2 separate regions of the Homo sapiens genome follow, and region 2 is linked to region 1. Evidence: chromatin loops called from intact Hi-C (ENCODE). Cell type or tissue: heart left ventricle. All regions are shown on one strand. Each heading gives the region's core, and the rest is flanking DNA. Links, peaks and the distances in the headings are about the cores only.

Region 1 (12,756 bases), core at 2,565-10,564:
TTTCACTTGTTCACCAATACTCAAGGCCTTCCAATTGCAACAATTTGAATATTGCATTTCTAGGTCATCTTTAACTACGATGGTTATACAAACAGATCATTTAGCATTTTCATAGCAAACTGTACCATTTCAAACATTTCTTACAAAATATTCCTCCAATAACATTAAAACACTTTTGTAGAGATAGTAAAAGTCATCTTACCACATTGCCTGCACAGATACAGGTTTGAATATGTGAACTCTGTTATCCGTCGATACACTGAACCCACTAAGGACAAATGAGAACAAGACAAAAATCCACAAATTAGGGTAGGTTATTTGAATTGTGAGTTTTCATGGATGTATCCCAGGCTAAAAACAACTGGCTCCGTAGAGGGAATCATCAGGCATTTCACGTAGAAGTTTTAACTAGAGTGTAAGACTTGACCAAAAAGCTTTGACAAATTGTCTGACTTCATCTACCAGGCAAAATGAATGGATTCCTATATTGGAGTTAGAGAATTCAATACAGTTTCCCAGCTGTAGCTATGGACAAACTGTTCTGTATATTTCTATTTGGAAGTCTTGTGGGTTCTTAGCAAACCTGACCCTGGTTTTATAAACTGGAGCAAACATCTTGGTCTCTTGGGGACACATTCTAAAAACATTAGGAGGTAGGGTGGGGGTGGGGTCACTGGAAGGAACTGGCACAGGAAAGGGGTTATACTGTAGGCTGACAGCTGGCAGAGGCAGCAAGAGGTTATTTGAAACAGAACATATCATCCTTTGGGAGAGCATTGCAACAGTCCCACATACTCAGATTAAAGAGCCAACAAACTAGTTCTTCTTTGTCTTGATTCCTACCACAGTCGGCCTAGAAGAACAGAAGTGAGAGACCCTGGCAAGTTGTATTTTTACTCCACTTTACAAAACAGGAGTTTAAAAGGACTCATTCAGCTGTTGACATGAAAGTTCAGTTGGCACACTGGGCCTCCCTTTTAGCTGAATGAATGTGCAGTAAGATGGAGCCCCACCCCTTGGCTTTCTGTAACAGAATAAAAAAGGAAATCTCTTACCCATCACCATCCAAATGAATTAGCGTGTCGCTCCAGAGAGGCAAAACTAAGCCCATGGTACAAGTGCTACTGCAAGACAAGAAGTAGTCCAATAGTTACTCCCCATTACTCTGGGAAGCAGTCTTCTGTTTACTAACTCTTTCAACACCAAGGATAAACCCTTAAATTCTAAATTCTGGCATAAGTGTTACAATGAAGAAATTTCTATCATATTATTATTAATCTTATGTATGTCCTCAGGAGCTGTTTTAAAGAGATAGTCAGTCAGTTCCTTAAATATTTAATGAAGAAAACTTACTGACTCAGCTTCCTACATTGTCATCTTGCAAATGGCCACTATCTAAAAAATGCAGATGATTGCTGCTGACTTGCATTTGGCAGGTCTTAGCACATAGTACAGTGTCCACCTCGACTCCAAGGATTTTTTTTTTTTTTTTTTGAGATGGAGTCTTACTCTGTTGCCCAGGCTGGAGTGCAGTGGTGCAGTCTCAGCTCACTGAAACCTCTGCCTCCCAGGTTCAAGCAATTCCCCTGCCTTAGCCTCCCCAGTAGCTGGGATTACAGGCGAGCGCCACCACACCTGGCTAATTTTTCTGTACTTTTAGTAGAGATGGGGTTTCACCATGTTGGCCAGGCTAGTCTCGAAGTCCTGATCCACCCACCTCAGCCTCCCGAAGTGCTGGGATTACGGGCATGAGCCATGGTGCCCAGTCCCAAGGATTATTTTTAATGCCAATAACTATTGCTGGTTGCTGGAGAGCTTGGGATGTGTTATTTGCCTCTAATTCTGAGGTTTACATAGATTTACTTAACACCAGAACACACTCAATAGTCTAAAAGGCAAAGGGAATTAAAAAATGTAAAGAAGTAATTGTTAATAGTTTGTGATCAAGATAGGCAAAATAGACATAACAAAACTTAAATCAATGAAACACTGCTTTGTGACTGTGCACTGAACTAGCACTGCTGAAACACAGTTAATAGAAATGTCAACAACCAAGAAAAGGGTAGCCCTAGTATGGTATTTAAAAATACTATTTCTTTTTTTTTTTTTTTTTTTGAGACAGAGTCTCCCTCTGTTGCCCAGGCTGGAGGACAGTGGCATAATCTTGGCTCACTGCAACCTCCACCTCCTGGATTCAAGTGATTTTCCTGCCTCAGCCTCCCGAGTAGCTGGGATTATATGCATGTGCCACCATGCCCGGCTAATTTTTGTATTTTTAGCAGAGATGAGTTTTTGCCATGTTGACTAGGCTGGTCTCAAACTCCTGGCCTCAGAGTGATCCACCCGTCTCAGCCTCCCAAAGTGTTGGGATTACAGGCATGAGCCACTGCACCCGGCCTAAAATGCTATTTCAATCTCACATTAGCCCAGGAAGGGCTTTAAGTTAATGGAAGAGGTTCGTACAGAAAGCCATGGACCCCTGATTGTATGCTCTATCACATCTCTTCTCTGGGAAACAGTAACCTACCCTAGGCTACTGCCACTATCTCTCCTTAACGCTGCTGTAACTGCTTTCCCACTCTGGCTAGTCTCCGAAAGGCTTCCATGATGCTCCATGCCAATCTATCTAGAGCGGAAGCATGGTGTACTAGAAAGAATCTGGCATAACCATACTGTGGAAAAGCACAGTATGGTTAAGAGCTCTGGAACCTGGGTTCACAGTATGATTATGGGCTCTGGAACCTGGTTTCTTGCACTAACTGTATAATCTTTTTTTAAAATTTATTTTTATTTTTTTTTTTATTTTTAAGATGGAGTTTCACTCTTGTTGCCCAGGCTGGAGTGCAATGGTGTGATATCGGCTCACTGCAACCTCCACCTCCTGGTTCAAGCGATTCTCCTGTCTCAGCCTCCTGAGTAGCTGGGATTACAGGCATGCACTACCACGCCCAGCTAATTTTGTATTTTTAGTAGAGATGGGGTTTCTCCATATTGGTCAGGCTGGTCTTGAACTCCCAACCTCAGGTGATCCACCCGCCTTGGCCTCCCAAAGTGCTGGGATTACAGGCGTGAGCCACCGCGCCCAGCAACTGTATAATCTTAGGCAAATTACTTAACTGTCTTGTGCCTTAATTTCTTCATTTGTAAAACTGGGATAAAAATATCTTCTTCATTGTACTGTTTTGAAGATTAAATAACAAATAAAAGAGTAAAATAGTGTCTAAGTGCCTAAAATGTAATAGTCATTACCATTTATTGAACATCTACTATGCCAAAAGATCTGGGATTGATTTCCTTCAGTATTACAACTTTTTTTTAAACAAATTATTTAACCTCTCTCAGCCTTAATTTCTTCATCTTGAACTGTGAATAATAAAACCTATTCTCATAGATATAGGTATAAAGACATAACATACTTAAAATAAAACAATATATGTGAATATACTGTCCTGTAAAACAAATGTTGAATATGAATCTGTAATGGGTGCTCTAATATATCTGAAAGTGATTGGGGGAAGGGGAAACCATTATGCTTTAAAAACAACATAATGAATACCAAACTTTAACTGTTAGTCACTGCAGGGTTAAAGGAGGCTAGCCCTTAGTTGGGCTTTCCACTACACTTGCTGGCCTGTGCTGCTTAACACCTTAAGAGTGATTCCAGGCCAGGCACGGTGACTCATGCCTGTAATCCCAGCACTTTGGGAGGCCGAGGTCAGGAGTTCAAGACCAGCCTGGCCAACATGGCGAAACTCCATCTCTACACTAAAAATACAAAAATTAGCTGGGTGCAGGGGCAGACAGACACCTGTAATCCCAGCTACTCGGGAGGCTGAGGCAGGAGAATCACTTGAACCTGGGAGGTGGAAGTTGCAGTGAGCTGAGATTTGCGCCATTGCACTCCAGCCTGGGAGACACAGCAAGACTCCCTCTCAAAAAAAAAAAAAAAAAAAAAAAAAAAAAGAGTGATTCCAGAGCTCAGGAGATTCAAATCAAGACTGAAACAGCTTATCCACATTAGAACCTGGACCTGAACAACAGAAACACAGCTACCATGCCAGAGTCCAGGAGCAAGACAGCTCTACCACAAGTTTTGTTGAGTAGATGAGATGAGCGCACAAAAAAATTTGTTTTGAAAACGGCTTCCCAAGATGAAGTGGGGATAGTTTTACAGTAGCTTTTTGTTTTGTATTTAGTGAGTGCTTAGCCAGGTTCTTAGCAACAAGTATAATTTTGAGTATAAATATGGTGGGTTGGTAGCCCAATGACAAATCTAGAAATTAACTATATAAAAAGATACAGAAGCTGCAAAAGAGTGTGATCTATAAGCTTGTGACCAGATTTTGGTTAACCTTTGGACAAGTGACATTGATATACAGGAATCGACATTACATTTTTGGCTTGTATTCAGGCCAGAGTGCTTTTTTACATTAAGAAGTAGCTTTTTCAGCAGGGCGTGGTGCCTGTAATCCCAGCACTTTGGGAAGCAGAGGCGGGCGGATCACGAGGTCGAGATAGAGACCATCCTGGTCAACATGGTGAAACCCCGTCTACTAAAAATACAAAAATTAGCTGGGCATGGTGGTGTGCGCCTGTAGTCCCAGCTGCTTGGGAGGCTGAGGCAGGAGAATCGCTTGAACCCAGGAGACGGAGGTTGCAGTGAGCTGAGATTGCACCACTGTACTCCAGCCTGGCCACAGAGTGAGACTGTCTCAAAAAAAAAAAAAAAAAAAAAAAAAAAAAAAGTAGCTTTTTCACGCAACAGGAAGGAAAGGACTGAATAAGGCACGCTTGGTATTTTTATCCAGGTTACCTCAGTCTCTCAAGATTTTTCTCCATTTAAGTATAACTACTTATTTTAGTAAATATTCAATTCATTCAATAAAAATTTATTTAGTGCCTACTATGTACCAGACATTTCAAGGTGTTAGGGGTACAAAAAGAAATGGAAAAAAAAAACCCCAAAAAACCATGAAGCTCTATTATTTTATAACTTAAAATATGTTACACTTTAGAAACCAAGATTATGCTGCATATTTAAAAAATTATTAAAATATAACATAATACTCAAAGAACTTGTAAATGGGCTAAATGAATTGGCTGCAACGTATTATTAAGAACTATTTGTACTTGTCATAATCTGGGTTCCACTTTGGCTTAATACTATTTTGAAGCATTAACATTTACATTCTCAGATATGAAATGATACAAATTCAAATTCCTTCAACAACAACTGAGACAGAAATGATTTTAGATTACCTGAGCATCTGAGACTTCTTACTGTCCAAGGAACTCATTAAAGCAGAGGATGTATGGGAATTTCATAATAGCAAGTTTAGCAAACAGAATGAAAACTAGTTTCTAGCTTTTCATGTTTTAAGTTTGTCTTCTATAAACTATAATTTCCTTTGGCTAGTGACACTGGTCAGATATGATTCAGACAGGGCCATTGGCAAAAGATAGATGTAATTTACTGAGTATAAACTACTGGATACCTATATTAATATGCATTCTTTCTGGTAAAGTTTAGGACAAAGTGAAAGAGAAATGATTAGACATGTGCTTGCTCATATTCTGGGTCAGGAGAATCTGCAGTTATTGTCTTCTGTCTCTAGGGGAAGATTCAATTGAAGCTTCATGAGGTTCCTGTTCCTGTTTTATAGGGTTTTCAAGGGAGGGGGTCAGGGAGAACTGAACAAAGGAAATATGAGCTAGAACAGTGCTGTCCAACTGAACTTTCTGCAAGAATGGAAAATGTTCTATACATGTACTGTCTAATACGATAGCCACTAGCACATACGGTTACTGAATACTTGAAATGTGACTAGTTAGAACTGAGGAATTGAAATTTCATTTAATTTTAATCTATTTAAAAAGACACGTGCATGCTGTATGCAGTGGCTCATGCCTATAATCCCAGCACTCAGGAAGGCAGAGGCAGGAGCTCAGGAGTTGAGACCAGCCTGGGCAACACAGAGAGACTGTGTTCTTCACAAAAAGGAAAAAAGAAAAGAAGAGAAGAGAAAAGGAAGGAAGATGAAAGAAGGAAGGAAGGCAGGCAGGCAAGAAGGAAGGAAGGGGCACATATGGTTAGTGGCTACTATACTGGACAACACAGATCTAGAAAGATTAAAAACCTAAATTAGAGGTCCTAAAATCCTAATGAATGTAAACAAGGTAGGTGCTGTTATAGGAAAATGCTTACTGAAAGCTCTGTTGCTTAATCAGAAGTTAAAACCATGCAGGAGAAATCTTCCTAAATCTGGTTTACAAGCCTGTGTAAATTCAGAGCCTACAATTAAATGCTGTTAAGTGGTATACAAGCTAATAACTTTGGCTTTGGGAATTCCTGTGAACCCCCAAGTCATTTTCAGGTTGACTTCTATATAGGAATAAGGTAAACATTGGTTTGGGAAACTTTCTAGTGACAAAGTGATTTTTTCCCCTCAACATCAGGAAAATTAGAATCATTCCCAGGCTCCTCCTCTCTTTGTGGCTAAATTTCCCTAGGCCTGGGTCACACCCCTAGCTACCCCATAGTTCCATTCTAATCCTGAACCAGGAAGTCAATGCTTTGAGACATCTGGCAGGATTTCCTGAGGCTAATTATCCACAGCGTAAAGATCTGCTTAGCAGCCACATTCCAAAGTCTTCCGAAGGTTTCTCCAGAAAAAGTGGGAAAAATAAAAAAGGAAAGCAACAAACCTTAAGGACACACGAAAAGGCCAGGTGTTGTGTGTCATCTTTCATCATAGAATGTAAAGTACAGCTAAAGCCAAAGGTACATAAAAAGTTCTGCTTTGAGTTTAAGGAGCCATCCCGTACCACCCCATCCCCGCCCCGCCCACCATCCTTTTTAACTCAATAGAAGGAAAAAGGAGGCATAGCATTTGGTAAAAGCAAGGTTTAAACAAAACAGACTGTAGTTTAAGTGGGATCTCTTTGTATCTGGGACTACTGGTATACTACCACAAAGGGTAGGTGCCCTAGAATCACCAAAGTGAATCATTACTGACTACAATAGAGTAGGCCAGGTGCAAGGCTCATGCCTGTAATCCCAGCACTTTGGGAAGCCGAAGTGGGAGGATTGCTTAAGCCCAAGAATTCAAGACCAGCCTGGCCAACATAAGGAAATCTTCTCTCCAGAAAAATAAGGAAAAAAAAAAAAAAAAGACCAAATAGCTGGGTATGGTGGTGCATGCCTGTACTTCTAGCTACTTAGGAGGCTGAGGTGGAAGGATTCCTAGAGCCCAGGAGGAATTTGAGGCCGTAGTGAGCTGTGACTGCATCACGGCACTTCAGCCTGGGCAGCAGAGCGAGACGCTGTCTCAAAAAGAGAAATAAAAAGGCAGCTTTTTTTCCATGGAAATGTAACTTTGAAACCACTTGCTTTATATTGTGACTATCTAAAGATGAGATGAAGGTATGGAATAATGGTAAATTGGAAACACACGACCAAAGACATTCACTAAACATTCTTGTTTCTCAAGACTGTGGCTAAGATACTTATGTTCTTTAGTTTTATGTCTTGTACTTTAACAGCAGAACTGCACAAGATATTTTTGTGATAAAAGGCAACTGGGGCCAGGCACGGTGGCTCACGCCTGTAATCTCAGTACTTTGGGAGGCTGAGGTGGGTGGATCACTTGAGGTCAGGAGTTTGAAACTGGCCAATATGGCAAAACCCCATCTCTACTAAAAATACAAAAATTAGTTTGGCATAGTGGTGTACACCTGTAATTCCAGCTACTCAGGAGGCTGAGGCAGGAGAATCGCTTGAACCCGGGAGGCGGAGGTTGCAGTGAGCCGAGATTGAGCCACTGCACTCTAGTCTGGGCAACAGAGTGATGACACTCCGTCCCCATTAAAAAAAAAAAAAAAAAAAAGCAACTGGAACAGGTTACTTAAAAAGCAGTTTTCACATTTTGAAATGGTACCACCATACCTGTCATTAGAGGAGAAATCCATTCCTAGGACGATGCTTTCTTCAGTGTCTTGTCTACCATTAGTTGAAACCACTACCATATAGCGTGTTCGATTCTGGTAAGTACTTTCCAGTCTTACAGCCTGGAATTTAGCAGACAACAGAGAAATTATGAAATTTAGGACATTAATTTCAGATCATTTCAACCCTTTTTCATCAGCATCTTAAAGCATACTCACGAAGGCAGCAGAGCCAGTAGTTAGGAGACATAAATTAAAATCTCAGCTCGTACACTAGCTATAAAAACTTTGGTAAGTTACTAAATTAATTGGAGGGAGATATAATAATACCTAACTGTCAGGTTGTTTTAAGAATCTTATAAAATAATACAGTAAAGCACAGTGCTTGGCACACAGTAAATGCTCAATAAGATGTTTGTTATTAGTGCAATTTATACTAATTACCACAGTGTGTAATAAAGACTGAAGAGGGAAATGTGAGGTATATGAATGTGAGCATTGGTCTCAGAGATGCAATTCCCACAAACAATTATAATATGGAGCAAACTATTAGCATCATCTAAGGGGAGTACTGACTTTGCTATACTGAATTCCTGCATGTTAATGCACTATAAGATTTTCTTCAGTTTCGATGATAATGAAAGGAGATTGCATTTTTAGAAACTTCTCATTTTTTGTCAAAAGTTTTAATTTATTCTTAATTAAATTTTAAAAGGACCCTCAGAAAATCTGAATATGGACAGGGTCTTAGATGAAATTAAGGATTTACTGTTAATGTAATAACAGCATTGTGGTTACTGTGACTTTTTCTTAAGTACCTGGAGTGAAATGACATGGTTTCTGAGTTTTACTTTAAAATGTTCCAACAAAAAAATTTAACAGGGAGTGGGGACAGATGAAAGAAATCAGACAAAAGGTTGATGGTTATTAAAGCTGAGTAATGGCCAGGCACGGTGGCTCATGCCTGTAATCCCAGCACTTTGGGAGGCCAAGGTAGGCAGATCACCAGAGGTCAGGAGTTCAAGACCAGCCTGGCCAACATGGTGAAACACTGTTTCTACCAAAAATACAAAAAAAATTAGCTGGGCGTGGTGGCGCACGCCTGTAATCCCAGCTACTTAGGAGGCTGAGGCAGGAGGATCACTGGAACCCAGGAGGCGGAGGTTGCAGTGAGCTGAGATCACCCCACTGCCCTCCAGCCTGGGTGACAGAGTGAGACTCTGGTTCAAAAAAAAAAAAAGCTCAGTAATGAGTTTGTGAGGATGTACTTTCTTTCTTTCTTTTCTTTTTCTTTTTTTTTTTTTGAGACAGAGTTTCGCTCTTGTTGCTCAGGCTGGAGTGCAATGGTGTGATCTCGGCTCACCGCAACCTCTGCCTCCCGAGTTCAAGCGATTCTCCTGCCTCAGCCTCCCGAGCAGCTGGGATTATAGGCATGCGCCACCACATCCAGCTAGTTTTGTATTTTTATTAGAGACGGGGTTTCTCCATGTTGGTCAGGCTGGTCTCAAACTCCCAAGCTCAGGTGGTCTGCCCACCTCGGCCTCACAAGATGCTGGGGTTTACAGGCGTGAGCCACCGCGCCCAGCCTTGATAAGTTCAAAAAGGTATCTTATAAGCCTTAAAAATAAAACAACTACAGGCAACACATTCAAATATTTATTACACATATATTATATATACAATAACAATGCCAAGTGCTGAGGATTCAGTGGTAGAAGAGAGAGACATGATCTATGCCCTCATCGAGTTATATAGTCTAGGCTACTCTTCTTTCATTTGTTAATAATAGTTTTAAAATGACAGTTTTTTTTTTTTTAAGAGACGGAGTCTTGCTCTGCCTCTCAGGCTGGAGTGCAGTGGTGTGATCTCGGCTCACTGCAACCTCCACCTCCCAGGTTCAAGCAATTTTCCTGCCTCAGCCTCCTGGGTAGCTGGGACTACAGGCACATGCTGCCACGCCCGGCTAATTTTTTTTTTTTTTGTATTTTAGTACAGATGGGGTTTCACCATGTTGCCCAGGCTGGTCTCGAACTCTGAACTCAGGCAATCCACCTGTCTTGGCCTCCCAAAGTGCTAGGATTACATGCACGGGCCACTGCACCCAGCCTTTTCTTTTTGTTTTTTTGAGACAGAGTCTCCCTCTGTCACCCAGGCTGGAGTGCAATGGCGTGATCTCGGCTCACTGCAACCTCCGCTTCTTGGGTTCAAGCGATTCTCCTGCCTCAGCCTCCCAAGTAACTGGGATTACAGGCACATGCCACCATGCCTGGCTAATTTTTGTATTTTTATAGAGACAGGGTTTCACCATGTTGGCCAGATGGCCAGGCTGGTCTCGAACTCCTGCCTCAGGTGATCCACCCACCTCAGCCTCCCAAAGTGGTGGGATTACAGGCGTGAGCCACCCACCTGGCAAAATGACAGATCTTTGAAGCCAGAAAAATGTGCTCTGGAGGCAAATTCTTCTGTATAAAATAACCCCTATTCCTTAGAGAAACAGAATTCTAATCCATCAACTGGCTCATTATATTTGTCAGAAATTTCTATTTGGAACTTTTTTTTCAGTGCTGCTGTTCTTGGAGTCTCCCTCCTGTTAACTCTGTCACCATTCCAAAATGGCCAGGCCAAGGGAAAAAGAGGCATAGTTACACGGCTCAAATGACCCATTTAGCAAGGCAGAGGTGAGACTCCCATGGCTATCTTTTTGTCTCTATTCTGATACTCCTAGGAAAAGCTAGGGAAGCACAAACAGCAGAAGTGGCTACATTAAATCTTGTTTCTAATAAGAACGGATATAACAAGAATGTAATGCTTACCATTCTGATGCCAAATGCATAAGATAGAGAGCTGTACTTTTGACTTCATGTTCCATGAAGTAATTGAGCATTTAAAACCAAATTCACTTATGAGAAGCTAAGCGGAACTAACATTTAAATGGACTAAGATCTAGAAGGCTGGGATCAAGGGTGGGATATTATACACACAGAAAAATGAATAAATAGTAAATGTACATGTGGCAGACCGGGAGGCAGTACTGACTCCTTCTCTGATTGTAGAAACACTCTACAACATGTTAATTAATCACAAATCCTGGTGCAGGTAAACTGGATTTTCTTATAAACAAGATCTCGCATATTATTACATATTTATATTTGGGCCTCCCTTGGCCCAAGTTTCCTGAATGTGTTAGAGGCTCTTTTATTCTCTGTCAACGCTCCAAGAATTTCTGGCAAGGCTCAAATACAAATGGCCTGGGAACAAATGAACTTTGTTTCTGACAATTTATTTACAGCTCCTACACCAACCAGTGGCAACTGATTGGCTAAGTCAAAGCTGATAAAAGGAAAAATATAACTTTCATAAGTATTATCTATAATGCAAGTTACCAGCCAAGTTAGAAGTGGGCTGCAAGAGTTTCTTTGTAAGTGATATTCATTGCAAACATTAGTGTTTTTTTTTTTTTATTTTTCGAGATGGAGTCTCACTCTATCGCCCAGGCTGGAGTGCAGTGGTGTGATCTTGGCTCACTGCAACCCCCGCCCCCCGGGTTCAAGCGGTTCTCCTGCCTCAGCCTCCCAAGTAAACGGGATTACGGGCACCTGCCACTGCGCCTGGCTCATTTTTGTGTTTTTAGTAGAGATGGGGTTTCACCATGTTGGCCAGGATGCTCTCGATCTCTTGACCTTGTGATCCACCCGCCTCGGCCTCCCAAAGTGCTGGGATTACAGGTGCGAGCCACTACGCCCGGCCAGATGTCTCTTTAAAGTTTATTTTATAATATCAAAAGCATTTCAAATGTTTGGCTCTCCCTTGCTTACTCAAACTGTAACAGAAGTTCCCAAACCTAATGAGAAGGGCCCCAGACATTTAATACTGACTTAGGCTTGAATAACATGCATATCTCAGATCCATTCAATTTTAAGCTTCTTTTTTGTTTTTGTGTTTCACTCTGTTACCCAGGCTGGAATGCAGTGGTGTGATCTGCAACCTCTGCCTCCCGGGGTCCAGCAATCTTCCCACCTCAGCCTCCCAAAGAGCTGGGACCACAAGTGCCCGCCACCATGCTTGGCTAATTTTTTGTATCTTTGGTAGAGATGGGGTTTCACCATGTTGTCCAGACTGGTCAATTTTAAGCTTCTTAAATGGAAGAATAGCACTTAAGAGTTCCTGGAATTTGATCACAGGCCTCTAGACAGTACCTACAGTATTGATTCAACACCTATATCCTAATTAGAAGGATGAGATAAAAATCTTTGAAGAAAAAATTCTGAAATGTGAGGGGATAAACCCAAGACTTTAATTAAAGTTCCTTTTAGGCCGGGCGCAGTGGCTCACGTCTGTAATCCCAAAACTTTGGGAGGCTGAGGCAGGTGGATCGCTTGAGGTCAGGAGTTCGAGATCAGCTGGCCAACAGGGCAAAATCCTCTCTCTACTAAAAATACAAAAAAAATTAGCTGGGTGTGGTGGCATGTGTCTATAATCCCAGCTACTCAGGAGGCTGAGGCAGGAGAATTGCTGGAACCCAGGAGGAGGAGGTTGCAGTAGGTTGAGATCACGCCACTCCACTCCAGCCTGGGCGACAGGGCAAGTGAGACTCTCAAAAAAAAAAAAAAGTTCCTTTTAAGCTTCAAGATTCTAGGTTAAGGAATTAAAAATCTATGTGCCGCAGCCATAAGGAAAAGTCTAACGCCCATCCTGGTTTAAGGTTTATTTCGTATTCCTCTGTTGGAGATAAGATTAAGCAAAATCTAATAATTTATTAACACAATCAAATAAATTTAAAATGGCAATTTTGTACATAATATCCTAATTTTG
Region 2 (10,393 bases), core at 2,391-10,390, 63 kb after region 1:
TGAAGATTACGTATTTGTAGTATCTGAATTCTGAAGTTAGCCAAATACTTAGTAAAAGCCAATTTAATTAAAAAGTGTTAGCCCTAATAATAAATGCAAATATGACTTGCCTTTCTTTCCTAATGCTCCATCAGATCCTAATAGGGCAAAAGGTGATGTTAGTATATGAAATACCTGAATCTAATCTAATTGACTTCCCATTAAAAAACCCAACAAAAGGCCCTAGTGATTGTAGTTTACCTTTGGTTTTTTTATTTGATATCTGCGTTCTCACAGTAAGCAAAGCAACACTCACACAGAAATCATTTCTGGAGAGAAATCTCCAATACATCACAATTTAATTAAATTGCATCCTTTAAAAAAGTTTTCTTTTCTGCTCCTGCTGACTGCAGAAACAGCTAGTGATTTTTCTCTGAGTGGAGCTGAAAGGCCAAAGCTGATGAACTGAACATCTCTCTGGCTGCAATTCAGTTTTTGATGCCTCCATGTCAAAACAACTGCTTTCTCCTTAAAGCTGGATTGACCTCGCAGTATCTGTTTTGACCTCTGAACTCCTTATCAGTCACCTTTGGTCTCTGACAGTAGGTGGACAGGCCAACCACAGAGGTCCACTCTCCAGTGAACAAAGGCTTGCTATGTAAAACAGATGAGCTGCGGGCAGAGATCCGATCTGAAGAGAAGGTGCTGAACTCATCCTCTGTTCCAGCACCATGTCCAGAACTGCTGCCACTACAAAGTGAAACTTCACCCAAAAGCACTTTCCCTGTCTGTGATTTAAACACACCTTCATTAAGGAAGCATCGCAGTCTCAAAGAGAGGCAGGCAACCAACACTACAGAAACCAGCAGTAATAGACAAGAAACCTCCTTCCTGTCTATTCTTTTTCTTTTATTTTATTACCCTCTTTTTTTTTTTTCAGTAAATTTGCCATAGGTGCCTATGGATACTGTTTAGATCTGCTGGTGACATTTAAAGAAAGAGCCTTTGAGAAACATGCATACTTTTCTCTTTTCTCCTATATTCAATACTCATATAGCCTAAAAGATGGAAACTGGTTCAAGAATTTAAATGACTTGTTCCCTAAAAAGTTAATCTCCTCACCTTTGTGAAATATATCAAGTGCTTTCTATAAATAAGGGCAGGAAATGCTAACTTCATAAGCATAGTCCTAGTCATTAAAATAATTTGATCATCTTCTAAAATTTAAGTATGATAGTAACACAGTAATATGGAAAATCTCAATATACTTAACACTTCCTAAACAGCACAATGAAATGTTGTTCAAGGTCTGAATTAATTTGCTACAGGACCTAAGCAAGTCTGTTTGCTTATCTTTTGGCTTTAAAATTCTTTAAGTCTAAAATGGTGATAATTTTAGAATAAACTGACAATGTGGGGAACAAACTTAAATTCACAAACACTACCCATATGCTCAAAAACTCTCTGGGATAATTAGTTTCTTCATTGTAACTATTGATGTACTATTATTTCATCTTTCCATTAGTTCTACTCAAATAGCTCACAAACTAGAGCATGTTTCACCAGTACTTAGGTATGAAACAGGGTCTTGATAACAAAGACAAGTAAGAATCAATTTTTCTGGGTCTTCAAGTAGCTCAGGTGAACTGAAAGAATCATATTTTTAAAAACTTTTATTTATAATTTCAGAAGCATTAGAAATATGAATTACTACAACTGTTGATGGGAGTGTAGACTGGTCCAACTGGTGAGCAAACCAGCAATCTGTATCAAAAGCCCTAGAAATATGTATGTCCTTTGTCCTAGCAATCCCAGAATTGACCCTTAGGATATGTCTTTTAGGGACATGGGCAAAGATTGAAGCATAAGGATGTTCATTAGGTGAGGTTTTGTTTATAACTGCAAAAAACTGGACATAATCAAAATGTTCAACAATCGGATTGAATATGAATCAGTCTTATGGAAAACAAACAACCAGTTAAAAGGATATGAAAGAAATGCATTTGGGGACAATGGCAGGATGTTCTCAATATGCTGAAATGAAAATAATGAGGCTGCAAAGCAATAGACACGAAACAATCCCCCTCCTTTTTTTTTTTTTTTTTTTTTGAGACATTGTTTTGTTCTTCTTGCCCAGGCTGGAGTGCAGTGGCGCGATCTCAGCTCGTTGCAACCTCCGCCTGCCAGTTTCAAGCTATTCTCCTGCCTCAGCCTGTGAGTAGCAGGGTTTTGCAGGCGTCTGCCACCATGCCCAGCTAATTTTTCTATTTTTGGTAGAGACGGGGTTTCACCATGTTGGCCAGGCTGGTGTTGAATTCCTGACCTCGTGATCTGCCCGTCTAAGCTTCCCAAAGTGCTTGGGATTACAGGAGTGAGCCACCATACCCAGCCAGCAATCTCATTTTTTTTTCTTTTTTTTTTTTTTTTTTTTGATGGAGTCTTGCTCTGTTGACCAGGCTGGAGTGCAGTGGTGCAATCTTGGCTCACTGCAACTTCCGCCTCCCGGGTTCAAACAATTCTTCTGCCTCAGGCTTCCAAATAGCTGGGATTACAAGCGTGTGCCACCATGTCCGATTAATTTTTTGTATTTTTAGTAGAGACAGGGTTTTCACCGTGTTCAACAAGATGGTCTCGATTTCCTGACCTTGTGATCCACCTGCCTTGGCCTCCCAAAGTGCTGGGATTACAGGTGTGAGCCACTGGCCCGGTTGCTTCACTGATAAGACTAGTTCGGTTAAAAACAAACAAAAAACCAAACAAACAAAAAAAAAATCACTCACCCAGGGCAAGTTCTTCTTTTTTTTTTTTTTTTTGAGACAGGTTCTTGCTCTGTCACTCAGGCTGGAGTGCAGTGGCACAATCACAGCTCACTGAATCCTTGACCTCCTGGGCTCAAACAATCCTCCTGGGTCAGCCTCCTGGGTAGTTAGGACGAGAGGTATGTGCCACCACACCCAGTTTTTTTTTTTTTTTTTTTCTTTTCAATTTTTTGTGGAGGTGAGGTCTCACTATGTTGCCCAGGCTGGTCTTGAACTCTTGGGCCCAAGCAGTTCTCCCGCCTTAGTCTTCCAAAGTGCTGGTATTACAGACATGAGCCACTGTGCCTGGTTAGTTCATTTTTTGTTTTTTGAGATGGAGTCCCACTCTGTCACCCAGGCTGGAGTGCAGTGCCATGATCTCAGCTCACTGCAACCTCCGCCTCCCGGGTTCAAGCAATTCTCCTGCCTCAGCCTCCCGAGAAGCTAGGATTACAGACCTGCCCACCATGCCCAGCTAATTTTTGTATTTTTTAGTAGAGACGGGGTTTCACCATGTTGGCCAGGCTGGTCTTGAATTCCGGACCTCAAGTGATCCGCCGACCTCAGCCTCCCAAAGTTCTGGGATTACAGGCGTGAGCCCCTGTGCCCAGCCTTCTTTTGATTTTTTGAGACACAGTCTCACTCTGTCGTCCAGGCTGGAGTTCAGTAGCGTGATATCAGCTCACTGCAACCTCCACCTCCCGGGTTCAAGGGACTCTCATGCGTCAGCCTCTTGAGTAGCTGGGATTACAGGCATGTCCCACCACGCTGAACTAATTTTTGTATTTTTAGTAGAGGTGAGGTTTTACTATGTTGGCCAAGATGGTCTTGAACTCCTGGCCTCAAGCAATCCAAAAGTGCTGGGATTACAGGCGTGACCACCATGCATAGCACAGAAGTTCATTTTTAAGCTGAGTTCATTATCAACTTTACTGTATATAATGGTAGAGAGTTCTTTTTTTAAATGCCTAGGGGATTCTCCATTTGGAAATTTCTCCTGAAGTTATTTATAAGATTGCCATAAAGAAGAGCACTGACATTCAATATTTATTTGTTGATTTTGATTCTAATTGAGGAAGAGGCTAGATTTGTTTTTTTTTTAAGCATAACGAACTTTTTCATTATGACACTATCATTTTCTGACAAATGGGGCATATGGCCTTCCTGAGAATTTCTCCAAGCATCTAAAGTAGCAACAAAACAAGAAGAGAAAATTCCAGTAGCATGGGCATAGTAGACTACGATAACTGGGACTGACTATGGGAGAGCCACAGGGGTGAATAAGCCCCGGCACACTAATAACCAGGATTAAAGCGTGTTCTTAACAAATGTACTCAAGCACTTCCAAGGGGAAACAATAAAAAAAGTATGATTAAAGCAATAGTTTTTCATCTTTACATTAGAGATAACTAGCTAGTCTACTACATTATTCACTTTTAATTTTGAAAAAAATTATACTGGGTTTAAATTCATTTGGTTAGAATCACTAAATGTTATGAAATATGCAGTTTCTCTTACCTAGTTTCAGTATGCCATTTTTCTTGGCATAGGCATTATTAGGGCATAATTTCTTTTTTCTTTTTTCCTTTTTTTTTTTTTTTTTTTTTTTTACAAAACAAAACGCTTTTATTTGGTCCATTGGAGCCTGAGTCGGAAGCCACTGTGGAGAATCCTATCATAAAGGAATGGGGCTGACAGTTGATAAAATAGTCTCTGTGTCACAAGAGCGGGCCGTATTCACAGGGTTAAAAATATTCACAGCTCAGAGTACAGGGACGCCAAAGGGCAGTGGGAATGTTTCTCTAGGTGAAAAGGCCCCAGAAGCCCCTGCTGGGGTAGGAGGGGGAGTGGGGGGCGCAGCTGGCCCGCTGCCGGGGGTGAGGGGCCAGGTGGGCCGGGTGGGGATGCAGGAAGCTGGGCTCAGACGTCCACACACTCCTGGGTTTCTGTGGGGAGGTGGGAGCGGCTGAGTCCTGCCGATGCCCAAGATGGGCTGGGGTCCCTCTCTGGCAGGGCCAGGCCGAGGGACAGGGTTGGCTGAGGAGCCTGCTGGTCCCGGCGTGTATTAGGGCATAATTTCTAACTTTTTAGTAGCTGCAGTATCTCTTTTTTGACTCAATATCATTAAATTATCATTTGGGCTTAATGTAACATGGCATTTATATAGTTCTTGATCTTTACTGATAATGTATAATCACAGGCTTACTATTTGTATGGAAGATTCTCATATCCACTAGGGTGATTTTCACGTGTATTTGACTTAGAAACTAAAGAGTTGTACATTGCTTATATAGAACATTAAATACATTAAGCCATTAATTGGCAACTAGGCCATTAAACTAGTAACCAAGCCAATAACAACAAGGAAAAATAGCTATCAGCACACCCTTCCCCTTATAGCTCACTCCATTGTAAATATTATAAGCCCTCTGTGTCATGGGAATAACCCTGCCTACGACGTGATGCTGATGTAATAATAATATCTAAAGCTAAGCACCTGGAGGAAGAAGAGAAAGAAGTTTTGCTTTGGATTACTTGAGTGTGTGTGTGTGTGTGTGTGTGTGTGTGTGTGTGTGTGTGTTTAAATAAACAAACCATAAAGCCACTAGCAGATAGTTTAATGATTTCTGTTCTTGTGTTGCCTGTGGGGATTTCACATTGTGCTCACAGTCACTGGTACTGATTCAATAACAATGGCCTTGCAAAATTGGCAACCTTCCTAAATAAACTATGTAAAATCTGCAAACACTGGTTACTGTGCTATGTGCCTAGTAGATACTCCGGATGCTCTGCCCATATGATATACCCAAAGTATGCTCAAAGTAATTTTCTTTTCGTTTTTCTTTTTTTTTTTTTGAAACAGAGTCTTTTTCTGTCACCTAGGCTGGAGTGCAGTGGCAGGATCTCAGCTCACTGCAACCTCTGCCTCCTGGGTTCAAGCGATTCTCATGCTTCAGCCTCCCGAGTAGCGGGGATTACAGGCGCCCATCACCACACCCGGCTAATTTTTGTATTTTTAGTAGAGACGGGGTTTCACCATGTTGGCCAGGCTGGTCTTGAACTCCTGAACTCAAGTGACCCGCCTGCCTCGGCCTCTGAAAGTGCTGGGATTACAGGCGTGAGCCACCGCACCCAGCTACAATGATACCCTTCTGTTCTCTGAATTTCTAAAGCACAAATTGTACTGTTCATCTGACACTTACCATGCAATAAATTGTGCTCTTATTTATCCCTTCATTGACGTCTTATTTCCTCAACAAACTGAGTATCCTGTCTTCAGGAACCATGTCTTGTACTTCTTTTTTATCTCTTACTTCTTACACAGAATAGATGCAATTTAGGATAATGATGGAAATGACAGAATGTTTACCATCATGCTAGTGTGCCACTCTAATTATTTCTCCTATAATTTGGCTCATATCAAAAGAGCAAAATGAGCAAAAATTTAAGCTACCATATCGTATTTAATCCTCATAGGTATTATAAGTTCCATTTTACTGATGAGGAAAAAGGTTTAGGGTGATTATATAATATGTTCAAAGTCACACAGATAATAAATGATGAACTCTGGAGCTCAGGTCCATTTCATTTCAAACACTGCACTATTACTGTTAGGTACAATAACAAATGGCAAGTAGTTATTCTGAATATGTGACCCAATAAATCTTTTAAGAGTTTTTAAAGAGAATGTTTAAGGAACGGGATACTTTAAGAATTAAGTGTGAGATTTTATTGAGGAGGGAAGGGCATCACAGAGGTAGGATTAACACAATGATAGATATCAAGTCTGTTCAAAGGGACTTCAAAGAGGTTCAGTTTTATTTGTTGTTTGAATCCATTTATTTCACTCATCTCTTAGGAAGAGAGATTTACATTGAGAATTCACATCCTGCCACAGAAACCCCAACTTTTCAAACTAAAGCTCCCCCTAAAAATAGATGAGGCCAGGTGCAATGTCTCATGCCTGTAATCCTAGCACTTTGGGAGGCTGAGGTAGGCAGATCACCTGAGGTCAGGAGTTCAACACCAGCTTTGCCAACATAGCGAAACTCCGCCTCTACTAAAAAAAAACAAAAATTAGCCGGGTGTGGTGGTGGACGCCTGTAATCCCAGCTACTAGGGAGGCTGAGGCAGGAGAATCCCTTGAACCCGGGAGGCGGAGGTTGCAGTGAGCCAAGATCATACCACTGCACTCCAGCCTGGGCGACAGAGTGAGACTCTGTCTCAAAAAAAAAAAAAAAAAAAAAAAAAGGAAAAAAGAGAGATGATACAATTATGGGAAATTAAAACTTTTGATGTTCATGAGAACTGTGTATATTAACATTAAGAGAAAGAGTAACTTAAAAGGGACGTGGGTCAGAGGAGAGTCCTGAAGAAATGGCATCTCCCAAGAGCTCTGTTGTAAGTGATATTTATTTAAAATCAGAGGAAAAAAACTCTCATTCAATTTAGCCCTCATGGAGACTAACTGGTTTTTATGACACAAAATTCAGAGAACAGCAGAGACAAAAATGCACCAATAAGATGCCAAGCTCATAAACCTGACCAGCTTTTTGCTGGGGTGATGAAGTATGCTTAAAGTGTTGCTTAAGTTGCAAACAGATAAAGCCATATGTAGCATAAACTTTTCCGCAGTCACTACAGAAGACAATCAATATAAAGTCCACAATTAGAACGCTCAGGACTTGAAATATCCTGTTATGGATCACGAATATCCATGTAAATTTTGATGGATAAATATTAAGTACAGATGATAAAAGTAACAACCATAACTGGAATTTTTATTGTTATTTCTTGTGAATAATTATCTCACGTGATATCCAAAATGTCCTGAAATGAGGCAGGTACCATCCTCAAACAAACATATACAACAATTTAAATAGTTTAGTTCATTACCAAAAAAAATCAAATAATTCTACTTCTTCTACCCTGGAAACCTAAATTGTTACAACTTTTAAAGAAAGCTTATAATTGGCTAATACTGAGGCTTCTCTTTATTTAGGAGTGATTCAAACCTCTGGATTTTGTAGCTTTACCAAGTGTAACTAAGCCAAATCCCTCGAATTACTAAAAGAGGGGTTATACCCCTCTAAAAATAGATTAATGCAGAAAACACAAGTTGTTAAATTCACACAACATGCAAAAAGGGTGAGCCCAGATTTGCCCTTTGGTGTGCAACAAGAACAATCTATTTATAAATTACTGGCTACACCCTTTCCAAATTACAGGAACACCTAAAAAGGCCTTGATGTTCTTAGCATATTTCTTTAAGGTAAACTTAATTATGTTAGTTATACAGCAACCATCCTGTATCATTCAACGATGCAAAGCTAACTCTAACCCTAACTAAAAATAGGATACTGATTTTTTCTTTCCACCTTAGAAATTGTAAAGTATGTGAAAGATTCAGAAATTGTGTGATAACATCTACATCACTGTTCTTTAGCCCCAAGGCAGTTTAACATATGGTAGATTAAGAGGACTCCCATTTACTGGAAGGACCCAAGAGCAGATGGGAGCAAGATGATCTACAGCAGTTTCAGCCTCTCTATTATTGCGAGACCCAACAGCTCTTGGAAACAGAGACTGACAACATCTTTAGTTATTTGGCTTTGGGCAGTGTTTATCAGTGTTAAGTCTAGAGACACTTTCCAATTTCAGGAGTAAATATAGGTGAGCACAAAGGCAAATAGTAGTAGTTTAGAAAAAAAAAGAAATCCATTCTAGACTTATCAAAAAGAAATCTTGACTTGAGCACATCACTACCTTACCATTCCTGTTCATCTTCATTGTGCAGATTTACTTCTCAGTTAACTTGGCTAAGCATGATTCCAAGAAAGCCAAAGTTGAGAGCTCTTTTTTTATACCCCTCAGTTATAGGTTAATTACTGCTCTGCTGATTTTAAACAATCACAAGGGTGGATAAAGCCACAGAAAGTTACCACCAATAATAAAAACACAAATGCATCTTTATACTTTGACAGGGGATCATTAACTGTTCTTTCACATTTGAAGGCCATAACACCCAGAAGATTCACTAGATGTAAACCAATTTGATCACTTTCTTAAAAATACTAAATTTTAAGGCTATATTCTCTAAGGATCAAAAATAACCACAAAAAGTCAGTATTAATTTAAAATCAAAGAGGCATCTCGTACCTCTCTTAAATATTAATATTAGTCTCTTTATCCACCAAAAAGAGAAAAAAAAAGCCCTTAAACCATAAATGAATGCCTGGTTTCAATTACTCAATTATCAATTATTCAGTTATGCTTGCCCATTTCTGTAGAAGACAAGATCTAGATTTTAAGAGCATCACAGATGATAATTATATTTATTCAATGCAAACATGGAAATTTAAAAATGTGAGTGGTAAAAAAAATTCATAAAATAAAAAATACTTGGAATAAAACTTCTTGGTTCTAAGCTTTAAAATACAGATAATCCTACTACAGAGCTGTTTCAGAGCACAGAAAAAAATGAAAAACTACCCAAATCATTCTGTAAATCAGACATAAGCTGGACGAAGACAGCAAAGATTCAATAAATATTTAGATCCCTAAATGCAAAACCTTAAATATTTGTAAACCAAGCCTAGCAATATGTTAAATGAATAACGCAAAAAGGGTGTAGTTCAGTTATGTAAGGATGATTCAACTTCAATAATTCAATGTGTCATTACATTAGCAGTAAAGGGGAAAATATTATTCCGTAGATATAAAAAAGCAGTCAGTAAAATTCAACTATACCTAACTGAAAAATCTTTGTAAATTAGCAATAGTAAGAAATGGCCTCAGCTTGATAAATGATCTGTGCCAGAACCTACACCACACAGTATACTCATTTACAACACATAAGAAGCCTTCTTTTCACACAAGCCCACTAGTATCGCACTACTTAACATTAGAAGGCCTAACCAAAGCAATGAGAGTTATAAATACAGTCATGCATCACTTAATGACAGGAATACATTCTGAGAAATTCATCATTAGGCAAGTTTATCATTGCGTGAACATCATAGAGTATACTTACACAAACCTAGATGGTACAGCCTACTACACACCTTGGCTGGCTATATGGGATAACCATATAGGTGGAAAACCTGTACAGCATGTTACTATACTGAATACTGTAGGCCAACTGTAACATAATGTTAAGTATTTGTATCTCTAAACATATCTACGCATAGAAAAGGCACAGTAAAAATGTGGTATAGAAGATAAAAAGTGGTACACCTGTAAGGGGCACTTACAATCAATGGAGCTTGCAGGACTGGAAGTTGCTCTGGGTGAGTCAGTGAGGGAGTGGCGAGTGAATGTGAAGACCTAGGACATGACTGTAACTACTGTGGACTTTATAAACACCATACACTTAGGCTACACTAAATTTATTTTAAAAACTTATTTTTTCTTGTTTGTTTTTTGAGATGGAGTCTTACTCTGTTGCCAGGCTGGAGTACAGTGGCATGATCTCGGCTCACTGCAATCTCTGCCTCCTGGGCTCAAGAGATTCTCCTGCCTCAGTCTCCTGAGTAGCTGAGATTACAGGTGCCCGCCACCACGCCCGATTAATTTTTGAATTTTTAGTAGAGGCGAGGTTTCACCATGTTGGCCAG

Evidence for each region. A loop is a pair of places that touch in the nucleus more often than their neighbours do. Peaks named below come from ENCODE experiments on the same cell type or tissue, not always from the same donor. Only the 100,000 strongest peaks of a DNase experiment are listed, where the experiment ranks them.
Region 2: it touches region 1 in a loop (1.9-fold over the local background); 20 of 110 quality-filtered maps call a loop at or near these places.

Annotation. Positions count from the first base shown.
Region 1 is chr17:29,676,618-29,689,373 of GRCh38, forward strand. SSH2 (slingshot protein phosphatase 2) reads right to left here. Exons shown (of 16, transcript NM_001282129.2): 6 at 7,946-8,067; 7 at 1,056-1,124; 8 at 203-268. Among named protein-coding and RNA genes, the nearest start is that of SSH2-AS1, 43 kb to the left of the region's middle. In heart left ventricle, for the core only: a CTCF peak has its summit at 5,615; no DNase peak of the experiment used is centred there; H3K27ac peaks cover 2,638 bases.
Region 2 is chr17:29,739,545-29,749,937 of GRCh38, forward strand. All of the region lies in intron 3 of SSH2 (slingshot protein phosphatase 2), which reads right to left. Among named protein-coding and RNA genes, the nearest start is that of SSH2-AS1, 110 kb to the left of the region's middle. In heart left ventricle, for the core only: no CTCF peak of the experiment used is centred there; no DNase peak of the experiment used is centred there; H3K4me3 peaks cover 899 bases; H3K27ac peaks cover 2,608 bases.